4 separate regions of the Mus musculus genome follow, and regions 2, 3 and 4 are each linked to region 1. The links are chromatin loops, found by intact Hi-C in ENCODE. Cell type or tissue: heart. All regions are shown on one strand. Each heading gives the region's core, and the rest is flanking DNA. Links, peaks and the distances in the headings are about the cores only. Region 1 overlaps Peak1 (pseudopodium-enriched atypical kinase 1). Region 2 overlaps Pstpip1 (proline-serine-threonine phosphatase-interacting protein 1). Region 3 has its middle 27 kb from the start of Gm31529. Region 4 holds the start of Gm31586 (a long non-coding RNA gene).

Region 1 (5,594 bases), core at 595-5,594:
ATTAGGGTTTCTTACAAAATAAGGCACTTCCCACCTGTGGGGTAGCTGTGTGCCTGGTGCCTGGCTGGCCACAGTTCAGTTGGGCTCTCTGCATTTACCTCTTCCTTCCCTCTCTCTCTGCCATGCCAAGGAGCCTTGGTTGCCAGTGCATCACCGTGAATACCTATCCATTGGAACAAAACCAGGCTACAAGATAAAGGCTTATAATACACTGGTTAGCAAGTTGGCCAAGCTTTGACCCTGTCGGAGTTGGGATCAGCACATGGCACCAATAAGCAGAAAACTGAAAACAAACCGAAAAGTTTCCTTTAAGCCTCTCCAATGCCCTCAGGGCACCTTCCCCGTTCTCCTAGTTTTTCCTGTTCTGGTGTCCTGGAGGCACAGCTGGCAGCAGCGAGGTGGATGAGAAAGCTCCACACACAAGATCGTGCAGCTTTCGGTTCAAATCACTGTTAACAATGCAAAGGGGCGAATCTCTCATCTGAGAAATGATGGAACCGTCATATGGGTGGTTGGGAACACATCAATCCAGCAGGCTGTGTGTGTGTGTGCACCTGCATGAAACTGTTAATTCTGAGGTGCAGGTTGGGGCTCTTTGGAACAGTGTACCTCTGTATATTGTTCTTGGAAGTGGCTACTTGTCCTGTCTTTGGGAGGCCAAAGAGGAAGAAGAGTCTGTGAGAGAAGCCAAGCTCAGACCCTCCTGCTATGGAGGGAGAGGTGCCCACGGCCAGACTCTGTGCTAGCATCAGGTGGCATCTGTGGTACCAGGCAGGTTAAGACTGGGGAGAGATGATCCTCTATGGCTGCTGGAGTCTGAATGGATCAAAATGGGAGTGGGGGTGGGGTTGGATTTGCGGTTCAAGAGCTGGGGTGCGGGAGGAAAGGGAGAAGAGAGAACAGGAGACAAAAGGGCAGAAAGCAGGTTTGAAGACACGGAGGGAGAAGTTAGACATCCATGTCCTACACTTCCAGACAGTGGGGCAAAGAAAGTGAGCGCGATCATGGATCTCCTGGAGCTGGACTTACAGGTGCTTGTGATCCAACTAACATGGGAGCCACATCTGGGTCCTTTTCAAGAGTAAATGCTCTTAACCCATATTCATCTCTCCAGCACTGCCTGGAGGTTTTGGCTCTCCCTTTGATTCTGGCTCAAGCCTGGATTAGCAGTGGGTGGTGGGGACTGACATATAGGAGGCCCCTGTACTGTGCCCTGCCTCCACAGGTGAATTTCCTTCCTCTCTAGAGGTTCCTAGATGCTTTGCTTATAGATTTCCCAGAGGCCTCCAGTTTTGCTATTTTAAAAGATAAATGTTATTCTCATTGTGTTATAGCCATGTTATCCTGAAGCTTTTATTTTAAAATTATGTGCTATATATGTCTGTGTGTGTGGGCACTGGGAGATGGAGTTCCAGGCAGTTGTGAACTACCTGACATGGGCACTGGGTACCTAACTCTGGTCCCGCACAAGAACAATATGAACAGTGTTAACTGGAGATCATTCTTCACTCTGGGGTCATTTTTTCATTCCTGATCCCCTGGTTCTTAGGCGGAGACTAAAGGTCCCCATGCTTTCCAGCAGCTTTCAGAGGCTTCAGTGGCTTCCAGAGGACACAGGAACCATCAATTACTGGACTGAGGGTACACATAGAGAGGGTTATCTGGTACTGAAATCCCTGTCATACTCAGACAACCTGTTTGCTCTTAAAAGTGTTTTGCACATTTGAGTTGGAGCTTAGCAACCAGCCCCTCTTCAAGCCTTGCCCAGTGTGAAATTCAATTTTTAAGTTTTAGCCATAATTGCTGTGAGCTGCCTTTAATGACAACTTGTGATCTGCCAACTGCTGCTCTTGGCTCCTAAGGTGCTAATGAAACTCCTTCCCTGGAGGAATGCAGTCTCACTTAGAGGGAAGCCTCCTGGTTGGGCTGGGGAGAGCGCACATGTAGGGGTGGCAGGGCTGCAGAGACTTGCGTATTCCAGGTAGGAAAGAAATCAGCTTCCCCATAGCATGGGTTGAAAAGTGACTCTGCAGGAATGCTGATGACAAGGGTCCATCTCCTCTAGCTGACCCTTGTCTCCCTAAACTCAGGTTAAGCCAACCATGACTGGCCTACACCTCCAGAGCCCATAATCTTTTAAGTCCCCAGAGTGGCTACTCATATAGCACTAGTGTTGGGCAGTTACACAATCATCGTACCACATTCTCTGTGACCTACACTGCTCAAGCCCAGGCTGTATGCAAAGCCTGGGCAACATCTGGTCAGTTTGTTAACTCTTCCTCCTGGATGCAGGAAACACGCTTAGAGTACACATTCATATGGAGTTTGTACCTCAGCAACATAAAACCCAAGCCTGGAAACTACCTTTCTGAGAGAACTTAAGAAAAATGTTAGCAGCATTTTTCACTGCTCACTGCCGTCTTTTTGCCTAAACCAGATGGGCTCCTTTTTTGTTACCTGTCGGCTGCCTCTGGAAGGATGTCTCCTGTGACAAATGTACCTTAAGGGCAGGCCTGATTTTGTAGATGATGGTGTACAGGCTTGTCTCCGCAGCCTGACTTCCTGCTGGAGGAGTCAGTTAAATCAGCTGCCGCCAAGCCTCTCTAACCAGGCAGTCTGCAGTGTCTGGACACCAGGGGGCGATCTTACCCAGCAAACCTGAGGAGTTAGCCACTTGCTCTTGGAGCCCCCCTTTTCTCAAATTACAGAGGCACTGAAGAGAAAAGAGTCTGTCGGTAAGAAATGGAGTCCAGAGGGCAGAGGGCATGCTGGCGAAAAGCTACCTACTGTAGCCTGTTTTAAGAACAGGAAGGCATCTTGGGAATGAATACGAGAGCTGCATCTACAGTTAGACCCACGCCAGCACGCCTCTATGGACAAGCCACCGGAAGGACATGCACTTCAAGTCTGGTTTTTAGTGTATATTAAACAGAATTTATTTACACAGTAACGTGAGGCCACAGAATACACAGCAAAGTACCACAGCAAACCAAAGGGAGGCGCCACTGGTGACACAGGGACCTGTTATTGATTCATACAATTGTAAAAATACGAGAGGAGATGGGTAAAGGGCCGAAGGAAGAGAAACAAGATTTCCCAAAGCAGAATGAGGGCAGTGCCATGGAGAATTAGTGATATTAGAATAAGGACTGTCATGATTCAATTCACTGAGACAGGTGACATCTTGCTTCTGCCTCCACCTCCCAACAAAATGCCCTCTGTGTCATGAACAGAAAACCCAGCCCAGTGTCTATACACACCGCTCTCCAGAACTGGTCAGGGATGGGAAATAAGGAAGGAACAACTTGAGTAGGCTTCCTGAAGCTGTGTGGTTTAATCTTTCAACAACACTACATTGAAGCCATAGGGCTGGCTCGACATTCAAGTTACCAAGAGTGCAGACACACAGACTTGCCACAAACCAACAGGCAAAGTGGATTTTCTGTACCACAACAATGTTCATAGCAAAATATATAACTCTGCGATTCTGCTGGGTTAAAAAAAAATCCCAACCTCTTTTGATTCCCTGAAACTTTCTTGATTTAAAAAACCATGGGATGGGTGAGATGGGATGGGAAGCAGGGACAGGGACAGACATAGAGGCTGCTGAAGGGGGAATGTATAAAGGACGCTCAGAATGCAGACCCCTGTGGCCCATCTGCATGGGCAAAACGTCCAGTGGCAGCTGATGCAGAAGTCTCTAATTTAAAACAGCTGCAGGGGTAGGTGTGTAACAGCTGTATAGCACCTTAGACAGTCTGGGTACTTACATGTTAGATGATGGGGATGCTGAGTGAGAGTCATTTTTGTGGGGAGGTTCATAAAATGGTACAGTGGGTTAAGAAAATTTCCCAAGAGTTCTTTAAACAAATCTCTTGACAGCACCTCTTTTTAGGAAAAAAAAAAATCACCATAAACCCAAGCTTTGATATTACAGATGCGGTGCTCCCGTGCATAAGGTCTGGCACTAGCCAGGTGTGGTGAGAGTGCGCCGGTTAAAAGCTCCTTCTTAAGATAGCAGAGAATTTTTTTTTTTTTGCCATCTGCTCTGGCTGCTGCCGCTCCCTACACCTTTTCTTCTGACGTACAAACGGCCTGCGTGAAACTAACTAACAGAGAACCCTTCTTTTTATTTTATTTTACTGGTTTGGGGATGGACTTACCCGTTGAACACCTTGACCATGGAATGTTTGCAAACCCTTCCTCTGGCATCTGTCACAGCTCACCCCGTCATCTGAGAAGCAGCAGGATGAGGAAGGCTTGTTTTCTTTGGTATAACCTGTCTAGGGTCCTGCATTATGGCTCTTCTGACTTCCCTTGGGGCATTGGCTTTGGTCCATGGCGTCCCCACCTGTGCACCGCTGTGAGCATGAGCGGATGGACTTCGGTGCACTTGGGTTTGTCTCAGCGCAGCACTTTGGGTCTCTCAGAAAATGAGCTTCAATGAGGTAAATCTAATAACCCAGTTTTATGGGCAGCCATTCTGTTTAGTTACGAGGCTGGACCAGAATCCCAATCCTTATCCACTAGTGAGAGAAATAACAAGCATGCCAGAGCTGGCCCAGAGAGCCGAGTTCTGTCCTGTTTCCCACTGTGTGGATGCTTTATAAGCCTAGAATTACTTAGAATATAATGAAGCTTCCTAAATCCATCCCAGTTTCTGAGACTAGCCTGCATCTTTTCAGATCACTCTAGGTAAAGGCTTTGGGAAATCCTCACTGTAGGTTACCAGCTAATATTTGCTGATTTCCCAATACTGGATAAATCAAACTTGGAAAGCTTGCATGACCCACTACTGAGTGGGCTTCAAGATTGTGCATGGGGATTTTGATGGCTGAGGCTTTGCTCCTAGAGGCATGGCTTCCCAGAGCTTTAGAGTCCCATCTTCATGAACACCCTGAGCTCAGAGGCAGAAAAGGCTCCTCTAGCATGACGAAGGAAGGCTGCGCTGACTAGTTCTTGAGGGTTTCTCCTTGGCCCTCAGCACCAGCGGTGAGGGGCACTCACTCCCCCATGACCTTATCCAGTCCATGTCCTGAGAACAACCCCTGAAGCCCTCTGCTATCCGTGTGCCTTCCAATCTAACTCGGCCCTGGGGTTGGTGATTTTCAGGAACTTCATGGCCTACTCCACATGTCTATTTGATTGTTCATTTGCTCATCAGCTGCTGTCCTTTATGGTGATCTTTTGCACACTACGTGGTTGCATGCATTCCCCAAGAGCTGTCTGGGGCACGGGGGGCTATTCTCTCCATGGCTAGGTTACTATGCTAACAAGGCACTCTGAGGGACAGCGATTCTTGCTCTTGCCTGCTCTCGCCACAGTCCTGTTTCTCTAGCACCTACATGTGCCGAGAGAGAGACTGTCCATGTGGCTTAAGGGAAAGTTCCAGTGGGGCTTAGTTGTTCAAACTCTCAACAGAAATGGAAGAATCTATGGCATAGACTTTAATAGAAAAGAAAAAAAGAATCCAGTCAATACAGATGTTACTTGTGAAAACTTCAAGTGCTATACTAGTAACACTCCCAAATTCATAATATATGTATATATAAAATGTGTGTGTGTGGCTGCAGAGGGGAGGGTTTCCTTCCAGT
Region 2 (5,594 bases), core at 162-5,161, 83 kb before region 1:
CTCACTCAGAGGTGTGGCTGGCTTCCTGAGCTGTTTCCTTCAGGCTGGCTAGTACTGAGGCCATGGGGGAAGCCACACAGTGAGCTGGGGAGCAGGACCCTAGGGTAGGCTTCATGCAAAGGGGTACCCCGGAGACAAGCAAACCCACAGGGGCAAGATAAAGTGACCAGAGCAGGCCAAGGTCTGAGCAGGAGAGCAGGGCTGTCTGGGGTTCCCCGAGGAGGAGGGGCATTCCTGTCTTAACTACCTGTAGACAAAGGCTCAAAGATATGACAACATCAGGCGCACTTAGAGCCCGTGTGCCTTACCTTTTCCCTCAGAGCTGTGCCCCCTGCAAGTCCTGCTGACCCCTGCACATAGGTGCATCCGGAAGTGATGTTGCTGTCCCATGTGGCACTGTGTAACTGTGGACCACGCATTTGTCATCAGCGCATGCCTTCAGTGAGCATTTATGGGATATCTGTTATATGTCATGGCCTGGACTGTCAAGGGAGTTTAAGAACTCAAACCACTGAGATGACCCCCTCCTGTAGCATTTTGCAGCAGACTCTCCCCAAGGCACTTCTTCCAAGAGGGCCTCCAGGTTTGCCTCACTGTCAAGAGCTTGGCTCAGACAGGGTCATCCTCTCCATGCCAACCTGGAGGGCTCTTTACAGTGTTGTTAGTCTTAGCGGTCTGGACCAGGTTCATTTTCTCTGACAGTTAAGAAATTAAAAGGCAGGGGCTGGAGAGATGGCTCAGAGGTTAAGAGCAATGGCTGTTCTTCCAGAGGTCCTGAGTTCAATTCCCAGCAACCACATGGTGGCTCACAACCATCTGTAATGGGATCTGATGCCCTCTTCTGGCCTGCAGGTGTACATGCAGGCAGAACACGATCACAAGTAAATCTTTCAATAAAAAGAAAGAAACGGCAGAAAAAATCTGGAACACAAGAAGTAGCAGCAGGCAAAACCTCAGACGTGGCAGACAGAATCAATTGCTACAGGGAAGCTTTTGTTAAGTACACACAGCAAGGCCAACAGAGAAATCCCATACAAAGCAGAGGAGGGTACTCAGGACCCAGGCTGGGAGCCTTAGGGACCTTTGTGGGGTCAGTTTAAACAAAGGGATGGCTGATAGGACCACAAGGTCCTGATCCACCTTGCTGGATGGTCTGCTAGCAGGGGTAGGGGGCACACTGGGAAGACAGAGCCCACCAGGCTGCACCTCCATTTAGGAGGAAGAGGCTGAACGTCTTCCTCCTCATCACCCATCTTTGAACCCCCATCTGGGACGCCCGCTCCTTGCCTACCCTGTTAGAGATCTGCCAAACACCTAGTCCCTCAGCAGGGAATGCAAGTGGATCCACAACACTTGTTCTAGTCGCTTGGGGGTGGGAAGTGTTGGTCCTTAGGAAAGGGCCTAGCTGGTGGCCATCCTCCAACACCCAGCTCCCTGGATTGAGGAGCTGTCCTCTCTGCCTACAAGACAGGGTAGCAGAGCTGAGTAAACAATGAGACAAAGGCCTGGGGGTGAAGTGACTTCGTGACTAGCCCACACTGAGAGAGCTCCACTGGCTACCTCCTCCTGTGCAGCCCTCAAACCAGCATTCCTGCCTCAGGCCTCACACTAGCTAGGGTCTCACAGGGTCCCCATAAATGACAGGAAGTTTTAGTCACACCTTAGAATGAGTTTTCTCACTCCTCACTCCTGTTACCGTAGTGAACCTGCCTGAGCCCCTGTGTGGCTTTTGGTGCATTGTAAGGACAGGCTAGGTATTTCAGGAGCTGTCATGATACCGCACACACCATGATCAGCCTTCCTGTCTGGTCCTCTGCTTCTGCCCAGACCCTCACCTTGCTCAAGAAGTAGTCACCTCCTCCCACTCTTCTTCTTGCCACACCAGGAGGGATGCTGTGGGTGCCTTGGAGAACAGAGTGGACCTTGGCCAATGTCCTGTGAGCCCCTCTGTGGTTACAGATGAGCAACATTAGCCCATGGGCACCTTAAAGCCCACCTGACCTTCACCCCTCCTAAACACAAGTGCTGAGATGGTCCCATCAGAGGAGATTTCATGTGTTTTATGATCTCTGCTCCACTGAGATCAGGGTGAAGGCATGTCTCCTAGTGAGGAGCAGTTATACTGTGAAACTAGACTTCAGCTAGAGTTTCCAGGTCTCCTGAGAGCCAAGCTACAGACTAGCAGGTTGTGTTGCACGTTTGCACATTGGTGATAAATGCCGAAAGTCAGAATCATTCTAACCTGTGGTCACCTTCCTCTGCAAGGCTAGCCTTGACATTTTATCTTTTAGGATTTGCATTTGTATGTCTGCTGTGCGGATGTGTGCAGGGGCCCGTGGAGGCCAGTGGTGATGGCTAGGGCTGGGGTTACAGGGCTGCGAGCCATCTGATGTGGGTGCAAGAACCAAATGTGCTCTTAACCCCTGAGCCATCGATAAGTGCAGCCCTTGGCCTTGAGGTTTTGCCTCTTACCACCTGGATGGCTTTTGGCCTCAGTGACTCAGTTTCCTTATCTGTAAATGGCTTGTGGGCCCGAGGCGGAAACCATTCAGGCTATCCTCATCCTGAGTGTGTCAGCACTGGAAGGTTAGGACTAAGTGGTCAGCGGTTGGTCACTGGCAGAGGCCTGCACATCTGCATATCTCATGGCTCCCAGGCTGTTGCTACTGCTCCATGGTCTTGTCAGGCAAGACACCTGGCAGTAACTAGGACCCCATAATCCTCCTTAGGGCCTGGATCTCCAGGGGTCCTCTCAGGTTGCCACTCCTCCTTGGCCTCAATGTCCCCAACTGTTCAGAGAGAAGAGGAAGCCCCCATGGAACATATTCATCCTACCCCGGAAGGAAGCACAGGCAGGTGGGCTTCCCTTACAGTTCACCCAGGGAATTGGTTATGTGACAGGTGCCACATGACTATATTACCACCAGGGGGCGGAAGAGCGCCCTGCAGAGAGGCAGTGAAAGCTTGCAACAAGGGCGCTACTTAGCTCTCGATGCTGAGCGTGGAGCAGGCTGTGCCACCATGCGTTTGCTTTTGTGTCCTTAAGAGACGTAGTACCCCTAAGCCCAAGCTGGGAGCGCAGAGGCACATCTCCCTCACATGCACGGCCTGATGTCACTCAGCTGCCGGAGAGGCTCTGGGAAAGGACGGAAGCTGGTGTAGCCAGGCAGAGACTCCTCCTACCTGAAGTTAAGGATGCCGCTTCTGGGAAGGCGCCACTGGAAAACTCTTCCAAAGTGCAACTGGGGTTAGAGGAAGACCTAGTTCGGCTGCTGGTGCCTGGGGGATGTCCTGGGGACTGGCGGAGTTTGCATATGTGTGAGTGTGACAGGCATGTTAAGCTCCTGACTTGCGCCAGGCTTCAACGATGCCTTATAGTGAGTGGACTATCATTCTCAAAACCACTTTGTGCTGCTAACTGCTCACCATAGAAGGGAAGTCAAGGCAGAGGGCCAGGTGGCTTGCCCAGGGTCACACAGTGAATAAGTGGTAGAGCCTGGCCATCTGGCTACAGGGTGTGCTGCTTTTGTGTGTGGAGACCGGAGTAAGAGGCCACCGCAGATTTCCTAGGTTGGTTCCCACACACACTATCTGCCCCCTCCTCTGAATGGAGCACATGCCTCTCGAGGGCCCTGCTCCTGAGAGCTTGGACTCGCGCTCACAGTTTCCGTATTGGCCCCAGGACTCCGATACCCACCGATAAACAGCAGTGTGTGCTGGCCGAGCCGGCATCTCTGCTTGGCCCTCAGCGCTACCATGCTCTGGGGTGAACAAGGCTGCCGGAGAGAATCCAGGGCGCCCAGTGTGCTGTTCAAGTAAACTGAGCAGAGTGGGGATTTCTGTGGGAAGGGGGTGGGAGCAGTTGGGACAGAGTCTTTTTTTTTTTTTTTTTTTTTTTTGGTCGCTTATGATGACCTTAAACTTGTGGCCTGTCTGCCTCTGCTGCCCAGGTGTCACCCCCACTTGCCCAGGGGCTTCCACTTTACCTGGCAGCCTCTCCTGCTTGAGCACTGTTCTAGCTCCCATACAGCCTCCTCCTTCCCCTCCCCTTGGTACCCAGCCTGAAGCAGATGCCATAGCTGTCCCTGGCTCTGTCCCTGCCCACCTCCCAGCCTTTCCTTATGCCTTCCATGCCACCTGCTGGAAAGAGCTATAAAGACCTTCCCCTGCGTCAGATTCATCCAGGCAATATTGAGTATAACCAGGTGCCTGCATGGGCGGAAGTCTCATAGAGGCTGGGAGCTTCCTGTGGACACACCCCTCTTCTCTGGGCTGCAAAGACATGGGGAGTGAGAAAGTGGGGGACAGAACTGCCGTAGCAAGGAGGCTTTCCCACCACAGCAAGGTTCCACTGCTTTTTAATTTACAAAGAAAACTGTTTTCTAGAATGTCAGTTGGGGGTTACATGAATGATGACCATGGCCAAAGGTCCCTTGCATCCATAGTAGTCAATATGGCTTAGGGCCCTCCCTCCAAAATAAAACACCATGGGTCAGGCAGGACGCCAGGCTCCTGCAGCATGCTGTCTACTGACCTAGACTTCTGTTTTGCAGTTCCCTGAGGACCTCCTTTGACTCCCTGAAGCAGCGTAAGTTCCAACCATCCCCACATGGGCAGCAGGGCCATTAGGGTCTCCTGGAAGACCCTTAGCCCTTGTATGGGGTGACTAAGTTAGGAGCTATGTGCTTGGGCTGTGGTCCAGCTCTGTGCCAGGCTGAAAGGCTGATGGAAGATGTGAGGGTGGGAGGTAGGGTGAGGGAGACAGACTGGTCCAAGCAGAGGCCACGCTGTCACCCTAGAAACAGAGAATGTGGGCAGTGCACACATCCAGCTGGCCCTGGCCCTGCGTGAGGAGCTGCGGAGCCTGGAGGAGTTCCGAGAGAGACAGAAAGAGCAGCGGAAGAAGGTGAGGGGGTGGGGAGGGCGAAGGAGGGGAGGTGGGGGACCCCCCCAGAGGCCACCCACTCACTGTTCTGGGGGCCAGTTGGGAAGCATGGCTTGATGAAGGGGGGAGAGTGTGTGTATGTTCTAGCTTGCTTTCCTGTTGCTGTGATAAACCCCTGACTTGGGAAGAAAGGTTTATCTTCTCAGGTCACACTCCATCACTGAGTGAAGTTAGGGCAGGAACCTAGAGGCAGGAACTGGAGCAGAACCGAGAGAAGGAATGTTTCCTGGCTTTGCTCCCAGCTCATGTTCAGCCCCGGTTTTCTCACATAGCCCAGGTCTACCACAGAGCTGCCAGGAGCCAGGAAGAGAAAGGGTGTGGAGCTTTTAGACGATCCTCCTTCATACTGTGTGATTAAGTATCCAACCTGAGTTGAGTGGCCCCTGGAAGCTGGCTCTGAACACAAGGATTAGGGCTGCTGGTTCTGGAGACAGGCAGACTTGGGGCCCGTAGTCTGCATGGCTGCTCAACAAGGAGCGGGGAGACAGTTCCGAGGGAAAGCGCAGGCATCAGACTTGCCTCAGCATCTGAAGCTCTGCTCAGCAATACACAGAGCATGGCTGGCCACACGTGGAGTGGCTACATAGCCAGGAAGTGAGCTCCTCCTAGTGGGCTGGTGGTGTGTAAACACAGGCTGGGGGATGCTCTG
Region 3 (5,594 bases), core at 445-5,444, 350 kb after region 1:
TCTACCCTGCCTCATTTTGGGGTGTAGCGACTAGGAAAGAGGCAGGAAGCAAACAGATGCGTCTGCGGGCAGTGCTGGGGACCTAGCATTAACCAGATGTGGGATGGAGACTCAAGGGCTTGGGGGAGGGGAGGGGTGACTTTGTCTGGTCAGAGGGTCAGGCAGGTGAGGTAGAGCAAGCTCTGCCGCTCAGGGGCTGGCCATAGGATGGTGGGGACTTGGGTGAGGCAGCTTCTGGTGACAGCAGCGAGGTGTGTCTTACACCTCTGTATTCAGTTCCTTGCTTCCCCCTCCCCCACTTAGCCAGCTGTCTCTAAGCCTTGGTTTGCAGACCTGGAAGATGGTAGCATCTGTCCCTCTCTGCTTTGTAGCAACCACCAGGGGGGAAAGTCTCTTAACAAGAGACCCTTCCCTGTATATGACTTAAGTGTTGTAATAAAAGACAAGATTGTTTGCATAGTTCTATAGATAACAGAGACTGAAGTGGGAAAGGTAGGGGCATGACCAAACCCTCAGAGGACTAGCCTTTGGTTTGTGTCCCCTAAGTCTCTCTTCACAACTCTGTCCTTTCCTGGATCCTAGCAGGTAGGACAGCTGACTTGCTGGGGCCCAGGCTGGAGTCCCATATGGCCCTGTGCTGTGTCAAGCATGATTCTTCAGCCCCAGCTCCTCAGAAAGCTCTTGAATTCTAAAGACCCATAGGCATTGTGGACCTGAAAGTGAGATCAGCTGTGGAAATACCTGCCCTAAGTCACACACACACACACACACACACACACACACACACACACACACACCATATACCTATACCATAACATACACACACACACACACACACACACTACATACCACCCTCCCACAACCCCTCACACCACAACACTCACACAAATATCATACACACACACACACCATACCATACCACCCCTCTGCACAAAATGCCATACCCCTTCCCTACCACCACCCCACACATGTACCCCATATACCATACCCCTCCCTCCTCATCATACACACACACACACACACACACACACACACACACACACACACTTCTTCTTTTTCTTTTTCTTTTTTTCTTTTCTTTTTTGGTTTTTCGAGACAAGATTTTTCTGTATAGCCCTGGCTGTCATGGAACTCACTCTGTAGACCAGGCTGGCCTCGAACTCAGAAATCTGCCTGCCTCTCCTCCCAAGTGCTGGGATTAAAGGCATGCACTACCACTGCCTGGCTAGACACACATGAGAATGCATACACATACCACGCACTACCCTCCCACAACCCCTCACATAACAACACCCCCCAAAATACCATACACACACACACACACACACACACACACACACACACCACACCACTCCCCCACCATATACCATACTCTTTCCCTATCACCACACCACACCACACACATACCCCATGTAGCATAACCCTCCTTTACCACACCAACCGCCCCCCACAACACACACACCCTACGCGTGTCCCACCCTCTTCCTGGGTTCCTGGCTGTGTGCTCCCCCTTTCACCCCCAAGCCTGCCGGGCTTGGATCTGCTGCCCTCCTCAGCATCTGGTTCCTCCTCAGGATGTAATGCTGTTGCCCCTAGCAACCGAGTTTCAGCCTGATCCTCTTCCCTCCTCCCTCTTTCTGGACCTCTGCTTTCTTCCTCCCTTCCCCCAACCTCAGAGCCAGTGCCCAGACCCAGAACTCTCCCAGAAGATCATGTGCCAGCTTAGTGACCAGCGAAGCTCTCTGATCTTCCCAGTTTGCTAAGCAACTGATGACCACGGTCAGTACTCTACCTGCCTGGCTGACTTGGAACTAAGGTAGCTGAAGACTAGTGCTGGAGGCACGAGGGGTGTCCTAGACTTGCAAGTGGGGCTCTCTGCACACCCAGGCACAGAGTCAGCAACTAGAGAGAAGGCGGTTGACTCCAGAGATAAGAGAGTTCCCCGGCCAGGAGGTATGCAAGAAGAGGCTATCTAATGAGGATGGTGCTGGTATGGCTCAGGGCATTAAGACAGGCAGCCCTCACATGCCTGGCTGTCCCTTTCAGCCATAGTTTTTTGTTTTGGGTTTTTTTTTCTCTTCCTGTCTCCACAGTCCCTTCTTTCTCTACTCTCTCGCCTCCCAGATGAGTCGCAGAGAGGACAGCTTAGGGAGAGGCTCTTGGAGAAAATGACATCATCAACTTCAGGGTAAGCCCAAGGCTGGGAGCAGGGAGACATAGCAGGACATAGCAAGACAGTGGCCACCAGACCCAGCACTTTCCTGCCTCGCTCCTTTCTTTTCCAGACACCCATAGCTACCCTGCTGCCCTGCCCTACTCTCTCCCACTCGGGCCTCCTGAATGGCCTGTGGTGTCCAATCTGCCTGTACCCCTCTCAGCCTCCTCATACTCTTGCCCGGGTCCCTGCACTGCTTCTCCCTCTCCTGCGGGATGCACTGCCCTGCCTTTCACCAGGATTCATCTGAGAGGTGCCTCCTCCAGGAAGCCTCCCTTGACTGTCCAGGTTGCTTGGGGTATGCCTCTGCTGACCTTCTGTCCTAAGCTGTTTGTCAGCTTTCTCATCCTGCCCAGTGGTTACTGTTTGGTTACAAGTTTCTCCTGATGGCCCCCGGAAGGTCTTCTTCAGGCCAGGAATTTTGTGTCCATGTTTATTAACAAATACTAAACAAGACTAGTATAACAACACCCTTCCTCTCTCTGGGTCTGTTTCCCCATCTGGAATGTGAGGGAGACAGGCCAGGGCAGGCTCCTATTGAATAGCCAAAACCAAGCTGTTAGCAGGGTCAGAGACCATCTGACTCAGCTTCCTGTCCAAGTCACAGGACTGAGCAATGGGACCTTGAGCAGTGAGTGACAAACACAGGAGCTATGGGGTCTGGTACAGACTGAGCCAGTCCAGCCCTCGCTCTGGGGTCCCTGGGGCTCTGCTGCCCTCCAGTGGCTGGAGGCCCCTGGGCACTTAGAAGCCTTGGTTTCTGACTATCCCACATACATCTAAAGTATCATAGGGCATATGGTGGGGCAGGGGCATGTCGTTGTCACCCAGAAAGTTAGGAGCAGTTACCAAAGCAGACCTTGGGGATCCCACACCCCAGCACTTCCAGACTCTGAATGGGGCATCGTTGTTTGTCAAGAGTCAAGCCTTGGTGTGGGGGTGGGGGGTCTCCGCACCTGTCACCTCAACTTTGTCATATGGTAGCCTTTCTCTGACAGCCATCGTTCTCAGCACAGACTTCGCTGACCCTTTGTCTAGTGCTCTTCGGCTCCTGCTCAGGGTCCTTCCAGCTTCAGTAAACAGTGTTGGGGGGTTGAAGGGTGCCTTAGTCCCCTCCCTCCTTAATTAATAAAATACTTAAAATAATGGCAGCCGTCATGATTGATGGACAGGGCCTAGCTAATTACCCTGGAGATTAAAATGACTGTTTCTGTTTAAAAAGGCTGCAAATGAGTTAATTATTTCCTTTGCTCACCTCTCTAACCTTGTTACACTTCTAAATGAATAGCAATATTGATCTTGGAACTGATTTTGGTGTTCCACCGCCCGAGCGGGTTTAATTAGGGTTTGAGCACACTGCAGCGCCTCCTCCTTCTGACCGGGGAAATTAGCCTTGGGTTTTACTTACATTTCATAGCCGTGTCCTCCACACAAACAGAAGGGCTGCAACATGGCAGTCGACGCCTGCCAGCTCGCCGGCTTGGCGCTGCCCTGGCTCTCAGTTCTGCTCTGTCCAGAGAGGCCAGCGCTGACCCTTGCCTGTGATCTCTTGCAACGTTCTGCAGGAAGGCCCTTGGGAGTGGCTCATTTTTGTCTCCTCTGTCACACCTGCAGGCCTGCAGGCTTGGATGTGACAGGGAAGGGTCCAGTATGGCTTGGTGAGGTGGGGGCAGGTCTGAGACCTAGAGCTGTCATGGTTACACAGCTCTGGACCTTGATGGCAACCGAGCTGAATAAACAGTTCTTTGTCCCTGCTCAGCTCTTCCTCACAAGCCCAAGACCCCTGTCGTCCATCCTCACCTCGGCCTCCCTCCGAGTCTCTGCTCTTCATCTGCTGCTGGAGCAGAGGCTACCAGCCCAGAGCAGGAGACCAGCATGCCAAGCCTGGATTAATTGCTGGCATATGGGTGACCTTGAGCTAGTCAGGTGACCTTGAGCTAGTCTGGCATCCCTCCTCTGAATCTGGCCATCTGTTTCCTGTCACTTCCTCTCACCTCCCCCAGCATGAGCCTTCAAGGGCACACAGGTGGGAGCTGGGCACTGATGGGGGCGGAGAGAGATCAGGGAGGACGTGCTGCAGGGATCCAGGACTGGAGTCTATTCCGGCTCCACCTTGTTTGAAATGAAGCCCTCCCCAGCTATGTGCCCCTTTGCCATGGCCAAATCTACCTTCAGCCTGGCTTCTTCACTGCCCCAACCCTAACTCTCTCCTCTCCTTCTGATGGTTGATGTCTCTGGCTAAAGAATTACCACTGAGGCCATCTGCAACCTAGAGATGCCAGAAAGATGGAGTGTGGGCAGGGAATAAGCCTGCCTCCAGTGCCTCCTGTGCCTCCCCCTACTCCTGCGCCTCCTCGTCTGCCTCTGGCTCTGTGCTACACTGTTTCCCTCTCTCCTGGATCTTTCACAGCTACACTGGTCTCTTGAACCTTAAGGACTGGATTGAAAAAAAAAAAAGAACAAAATCATTTATTTGCAGAAGATTGGTTAGGACTGGAAATCATGATGTTAAGTGAAATAAGCTTTATGCAGGAAGAGAAAAAGAGAGTGTCACACATGTTTTCTCCTTGTGGAGTCTACACATCTCTATATGTACATGTACATACATATGCACACACATACATATATATTCACCTACATATACACATACATGTACATACACACACATATATATATACATATATATATATATATATACATGTATATTCACCTACACATACATATACATTCCTTTTTTTTTTTTTTTTTTTTAGTTTTTTGAGACAGGGTTTCTCTGCATAGTCCTGACTGTCCTGGAACTCAAAAATCTGCCTACCTCTGCCTCCTGAGTGCTGGGATTAAAGGTGTGCGCCACCACCGCCCCGCACATATACATTCCTATAGATATGTATATGACATGAGTGGAAGGGGAACAAGTTGGGAAGAGGAAGGGGACCAACAGATAGGAAAAATGGAGAACAAATGAAAAGGGGGTAAATATTACCTCCATGTATGATATGAGACCAATTATTTTATACATTCAATATTCAGTAATGGAATGATTGAGATAAAAAGCCTCAGAGCATATCTTGAAGCTTTACCCTCCCTCCTCTCCCTCATCTTCTTGCTTTGCATCCCTGCCCACCCTCCCTTGGGGAGGCCCCTTCCTCAGGGCTGTGGAGACCTTGTGTCCCAGGTAGCTGATTTAGGTTAGTTCTCTTTGGGTCCCTCCAGGGGTGGTCAGATGGACACTTGGGAAAAGGGGCTCTGGCTGTGGTTCAGAGCCCAGCAGGGGAAGACAATGGTGAACGGAGCCTGTGAGGCAGCAGCTGAGTCTAAGAACATATTCAGACCTGCTGCAGAAGCGTGCAGGAAGGCCTTGTGGGGAGGGCTGCGAGGC
Region 4 (5,594 bases), core at 310-5,309, 600 kb after region 1:
ATGCCAGGGGAAAGTGTATATGGGCTTCATCTGTACAGAAGAGAACTGGAAGGATTCAAGATCAATCAGCAGCCAAAAGTTGCTTCCTTGAGGAGGAAGAGCCTGTGCTGGAGATAAAGACTTAGCAAGGGAACTCTGGAATGTTTCCTGAAGCAGCCAGTACAGGCCCAGCAGAGACTCACCGGAAAGGGGATACACCGAGTGAGACAGGCTTGACATCAATGGCCAAAAGGTGGGATGGATATGCCCGGCTAGTGGGCCTGGTTATGCCCCTCCCATCAATCCCCAGCCTCTTGAGTGCTGGGCATCTAGTCCTCCAAGTAGCACAACTCAAACACAGTTGTTTCCATTGTCAGGTAGTTCCTTTCTTCCAGCAGCCAGTCCACCAAGCAGGATGCACCCAGGGACACACTCACGGTCACACATCTGCACCCTTCCCACTCCCGCACCTTCATGGTAGTTGCAAAGACATCTCTTGGCCCTTGTGGAGCTGTCAGTACGCGGTCCCGCCTGACCCTGGCAGGGTCACAGGAATCCTGTATGGGGACAACTCCAGGGGTACTGCTGGGCTTGATAGGCGTCCCAGAGATCCCATGGTTGACCTGATGCAGTGTCAGAGAGGCAACCTTCGACCCCTCAGGGGCCCAACAGAGCCCCCACCCGACTCTCCCTCTTGTTTTCTCCTCTTGAAAGAAAAGCCAAAGTTGTACCATTAAAGCACCTCCACCCCCACCGCCTCCAGGCCCACCACGCCCGGTAATTCCCCGCAAAGTTGCTCCAAGCCTGGATGATTTCCGAGCCAGGTGAGGGTTTGGTAGAGCTGCGCAGCAGGAGGGGAGCGCGGTCACGCTGAGGGGGGTGCTGAGCGTGCACGCCCGTCACGGACGCGCACTCGACACCCCACCCCCACGGCTGCCCCCGAGGTTCCAGCCCAATCAGAGGCTGCGCACGCGGCGCTGCCGGCGGGCTGACACCCTAGCTCCCCGCCTGCACCCCTGCGGCCCCAGCCCAGCCGCAGCATCCAGACCCAGCCACACTTACCATCAGAGCTAGTCGTCCGCGCGGGGCTCTGCTCTGGGCCGGCATCACCAGGCTGGGCTCGCCTCCGATCCCAGCTCCAGCTTGGGTTCTCGCTCCGCAGGGCTCAGCTCCGAGATGGTGGCAGCAGCAACCAACGAAGCAGAAAAGGCGTGTGTGTGTGTGTGTGTGTGTGTGTGTGTGTGTGTGTGTGTGTGTGTGCAAAAGAGTGTATGTGCACAAGAGAGCGCGCACGACGTGTGCGCGGCAGAGCCCCCGCGCTCCCCTGCGCGCCCGGCTCCTGCCTCCTGCTCTCCACGCTGCGATGCCAGCAGAATCCCTAACGCGCGCTCCCACCCGCCCGTGCGCTCACACTCGCGCACACCCGGGCGCGCACACACCCCCGCCGCTACACACCCGACTCTGCACTTTGGGTTCTCGCCCTCCTGGGGAGCTCATCAAGGTTCCCCGCTGCCACAACGACCTCTCCGCGAGACCCTTCCTGGGCCGACCGCGCCTCACGTTCCCCGCTGCTCCCAGAGGACACCCGGCGGGCGTTCCCGCTCCTCCGCTGTGCCCTGCCCCGTCGTGGCCGCGCTAACAACCCCAGCCCCGGGCCCAGCTACCCCACTCCTGCGGCTTCCCCCGCACTCCCGCCCACAGCCGTGTGCTCTTGATTCTTTCGGTCGCTGCTCTTGTCTTCCACCTGTCCCCGACCAGTCTCCGGCCTCTCCCGCTGCCTTTCCTTCTGCCTTGCCGCCGCCCTTTTCCGCGCCCACCTCCCCACTGCCCTGCACTGCCTCTCACATTTTCCGCATCACACCGAGCGCCGCCCGCCGCTCGCTGAGCCCAGGCTACGGGCGCACAGTGGGCGGCGAGGGTCCCCGCTGTCCCTCTGCTCTTGGCCTGAGCTAGGCTGATGGCGACGTCCCGCGCTAGCCTCGGCTGCGACTCACAGCGCTCATCTCGCCGGGACTTAAAGGCATAGTGCACACGGCTCTACCTGCCCCACCCGGGGCTCCGAGGAGAGCGGCCTCGCAGAGCACGAGCAAGCCCGGGCTGTGGTGCAGTTGGGGCCGGATCCGCGGGGCTCCAGTCCTCCGGGGCTGGAGGTGAGTCAAGGAGAAGGAGAACGGCCCAGATCACACCATCCAGGGGGCGCTCAGCGATTGTTGCTCTAAGCCTGAGGGCCAACAGGGATCTGGGGAGAGTGTAGGCTGGATTTCCAGGACTATGGGGCCCTGGGAGGAAGAATTTGGAAGATAGTTGTCCCGACATTAACCCATCCCAGCTGAAGACACCTGTTAAGCAGGAAGGGCAGGGCTCCTGGCCCAAGGTGGACTCCCCGTCTATGTGACCTTGGGCAGATGCTTACACTTCTTTGAGCCTCAGTTTACCTAAGAAAGACATGGGCTTCCATCATCTCTAGCGCCTTGTCTAGCTCTGATATGTTAGCTGCTCTGAGGACATCGGGGTGCTGGAGTCCAGCCTCTTCAGGTCCTGGTTGCCCTGTCTCTTGTTCTGACTCTTCTCCCATCTCATCCAAACAGGGGAAAGGCAAAAGTGAGCAGAACCGGAATCTACTACGCTACAGCACTCTACAAAACAGCATCTCCCTGGACTTTCCTGTTCATGGCTCCTGCAGCCCAATTCTGCAGAGTATTGTTGATTTCACCCAGCTGGTCCCTAGGCATCTAATTTGTTGCCCCCAACTTGTGCTAGGTGCAGTAGTATCAGACACTTCCATCAAACAGAAAACGAGGAAGCAGGTGGTATAATAGAACTGTTGGGGTGGCAGGAGAGCCCAGGCAGCTTCCTGGAGGAGGTGGTGGTGAATCCATCAGAGCGTGAGCTGGAGGTGGCCAGGCGAAAAGGGAGACCAGACGGGGAGGAATAGAAATCTCGTTCAGAAAGAAACCTAAGGGAAGACCAGGAAGTGGGAAATAAGGAATGCTGTGTGTGTTATTGAGAAACTTTGTATTGAGTTTCAATTCTGGGGCAGCAGCAAGACAGCTTTGCTCGATCTAGGTAGGAGTCCGGTTCTCACCTCCCACCTTAAACTGCCTTTGCAGGAAGGCGCTTCTCTTGCTTAAGCTCTCTCCAGCCTCTGGTCCCATTTCTGCAGCCTAATGAAGCACAGCCTCCCCCTGCTGACAGGAGCTGGAAGTGGGAGAAGCCCAGACTGGGCTCTGCCAGGATGCGACCTGGATACTCTCAAGTTCATTATCATGAAGTTGCCCATCCCTCCAACCCCCTTTCCCCCTGCCCCAGCCCAGGTAGTAGCAACGCCCCTTTAATCCCAGCATTCAGTAGGCAGAGGCAGGAGAAACTCTTGAGTTTGAGGCCAGCCTGATCTATGAATCGAGTTCCAAATGGGGGTGGGGGATGGGGACCTAAGGGAAATAACACAGAAGAGTAAGAGTAAATCAGACCACAGTGGCATTTGCCCTCTGTCTTTTTCCTTTCCTGTCTCTAAGCCTGGCTCTGTGGCCCCTCCTAAAGTCCCTTCCTGTCTCCATTTTCTCCTTCTCTGGCCCCTTTTCCTCTTCCTTCCCATCAGACTTCCCAGAGCCCCCAGGGAGATGAGCTCATGACTGCTGGCTCTGGCTCCACACACCTCCTGAGGAGTCACCCAGGGCATCCAGGTGGCCCAAGGGAAGCAAACAGAGACAAACAGCCATTTCCCAGGGGCCCTGCAATCCAAGCAGAGAAACAGCTTGTGTCCCCATCCATTTATCCTACTTCTCCTGTCCTGGAAACCACAGACGTTTATGTATAAGCTTAGGAATCATTGCTTCCTGCTTTGCAATGCAATCCCCACATCTAACACACTTTCTCTAGCTTTTACTTCCCCCTGAAATGCGGGAACAAGGTGGCCCATCAGGAACTAGGCACCTAAGTCTAGTTCTGTTATTCTTCCTTGGTATATCCAAGTCTAGTCCTGCCCCTCCCTCCAGGAGTTCTGTGGGTGTCTTACCAAGGTCCAATCACTGCTTCCACCCACCTCCAGTAAAGGACAACGTGGCTGTGTTTCTGACACAGTCGTCAAGCAAGGGCCAGCCTGGGCTGGCAACACCTACAGGCAATCAATCCCAGGAAGGAGCGAATAGTTACCACCTGCTACGACCCATGAAGATTGGGTCTGGAACCCTGACTACCGGCAGCAAGGGAATGAAAAAAGAACAGACCCACAGGTAGGTGGACACAGGAAAGCTAAGGACAAATGGGGTGTGTGCGTGCTCTGACGCACACATTACCACAGTGAGCAGAAGAGTTCACTATGCACAATGCAGAGCCAGGACTTAGCTGGTCACCGTCGAAGGTCTCTGCAGGTGAGCAGTCTTGGGCTGTAATCATCCAGGACGTGGAGCAGCAATTGCTGCTTTTGTATACACTGGACACTTGTTGTCCCTTGGACCAGGAGGAAGGCTTTGCCAGCCCTCTGAGCCTCACCCAGGGGAGACTTTGCTACTTCCACCAGGCTGAAACATTAAGGTTTTTGACATGGCTCAACCTACGTCAACAATGCGCAGTCACCCAATACTTCACTTCCTTCGGGCGGCTTCTGCTCTCCGCACTCAAGCACTCCACAAGCCTCTGTTTCCTGGGTCAAAGAAAATGGTGAAGTTCAGAGGGTTCAGAGAAATATCACAGCAAGCTAGGCTGTCTACCCTGTGTTTATAAATGCATGGCACTTTCCCATCCCCAAGTCTTTACCCACTTATCTGTCCCCACCACCAAAAGCCCTTCTGTCCCTCAGCAACCTCTTCCATCACTCCCGTTTTAATCTATGCTTAACACACGATGCACAGGAGTCTCCTATCACTTCAAATCCTGACTCTAGTCCCAGGGTGAAGAAAAGAACAAAGCTCAGCAAGATTCGAACTGAGAGCCTGTATTTACCATTCTTTCTGGGAACATGTATTGAGGACATATCCAGCAACCCTAGTGTGGAAAGAAAGGGATGTAAACCATCATCCAGGAAAAAAATAGATCTGAAAAGCTAAGCATTAAGTGGAGGACTGGGGCAGGGGAAGCTCACATGGTTTGGCAAATCGGGAGAGACATCTAGTCTTAGTGTTTGACCTAGAACCAAAGGGTTGAATAGACATTAACTCATAGAAGTTGTGGACCCCCACCCCAGAGAGAGCGCAGCATATGCAAAGGCCCTGTGGTGAGAAGACAAAGAGAGAAGCCATGTGACCAGAGCATAGCAAGGAAATGGAATTGGAGATGGAGCTACCTGTAATGTGAGGCCAAGGCAATAGGTTCTAGTGGGCTGTGTTGGGAGTTGGCTTTTCAGCCTTGAGGCTCTGAGCGACCCTGGAAGTTCAAAGCAAGGGAGGATGAGCCCGCTTTCCAACTGTTTTTGATACCACAACTCTGCTCCCTGCAGTCAGCAACCACTTTTCTTGAGGCCCAGGGCCTGGCACAAGGCAAGGCATATTCAGAAACTTGGGCTTTGTAGCTGAGCTGACAATTCAAGGGACCAGGAGAGCTTGGCTTCTCCCAAGTCTACCTAGGCAGCACTTAGCCCTCCCTGCCTCAGATAAGTAAGCATTATGTCTCCTCCATCT

Evidence for each region. A loop is a pair of places that touch in the nucleus more often than their neighbours do. Peaks named below come from ENCODE experiments on the same cell type or tissue, not always from the same donor. Only the 100,000 strongest peaks of a DNase experiment are listed, where the experiment ranks them.
Region 2: it touches region 1 in a loop (6-fold over the local background); 7 of 42 quality-filtered maps call a loop at or near these places.
Region 3: a loop joins it to region 1, with 6 times the contacts of the local background. A loop is called at or near these places in 34 of 42 quality-filtered maps.
Region 4: a loop joins it to region 1, with 2.5 times the contacts of the local background. A loop is called at or near these places in 4 of 42 quality-filtered maps.

Annotation. Positions count from the first base shown.
Region 1 is chr9:56,198,215-56,203,808 of GRCm38, forward strand. Peak1 (pseudopodium-enriched atypical kinase 1) reads right to left here. Exons shown (of 7, transcript NM_172924.3): 7 at 2,912-5,594. Among named protein-coding and RNA genes, the nearest start is that of Tspan3, 40 kb to the left of the region's middle. In heart, for the core only: a CTCF peak has its summit at 2,638 (motif pointing right); a DNase peak (open chromatin) is centred at 2,627.
Region 2 is chr9:56,115,748-56,121,341 of GRCm38, forward strand. Pstpip1 (proline-serine-threonine phosphatase-interacting protein 1) reads left to right here. Exons shown (of 15, transcript NM_011193.3): 4 at 4,554-4,588; 5 at 4,800-4,906. Among named protein-coding and RNA genes, the nearest start is that of Pstpip1, 29 kb to the left of the region's middle. In heart, for the core only: CTCF peaks have their summits at 851 (motif pointing left) and 2,928 (motif pointing right); a DNase peak (open chromatin) is centred at 3,034; H3K4me3 peaks cover 702 bases; H3K27ac peaks cover 994 bases.
Region 3 is chr9:56,550,137-56,555,730 of GRCm38, forward strand. No RefSeq gene overlaps it. Among named protein-coding and RNA genes, the nearest start is that of Gm31529, 27 kb to the right of the region's middle. In heart, for the core only: no CTCF peak of the experiment used is centred there; DNase peaks (open chromatin) are centred at 1,685, 2,385 and 2,825; H3K27ac peaks cover 2,096 bases.
Region 4 is chr9:56,794,949-56,800,542 of GRCm38, forward strand. Gm31586 (a long non-coding RNA gene) reads left to right here and starts at 1,970. Exons shown (of 2, transcript XR_379478.3): 1 at 1,970-2,129; 2 at 2,568-3,459. It also overlaps a transcript of Lingo1 not described here. In heart, for the core only: a CTCF peak has its summit at 3,169 (motif pointing left); no DNase peak of the experiment used is centred there; H3K4me3 peaks cover 1,765 bases; H3K27ac peaks cover 329 bases; H3K27me3 peaks cover 4,827 bases.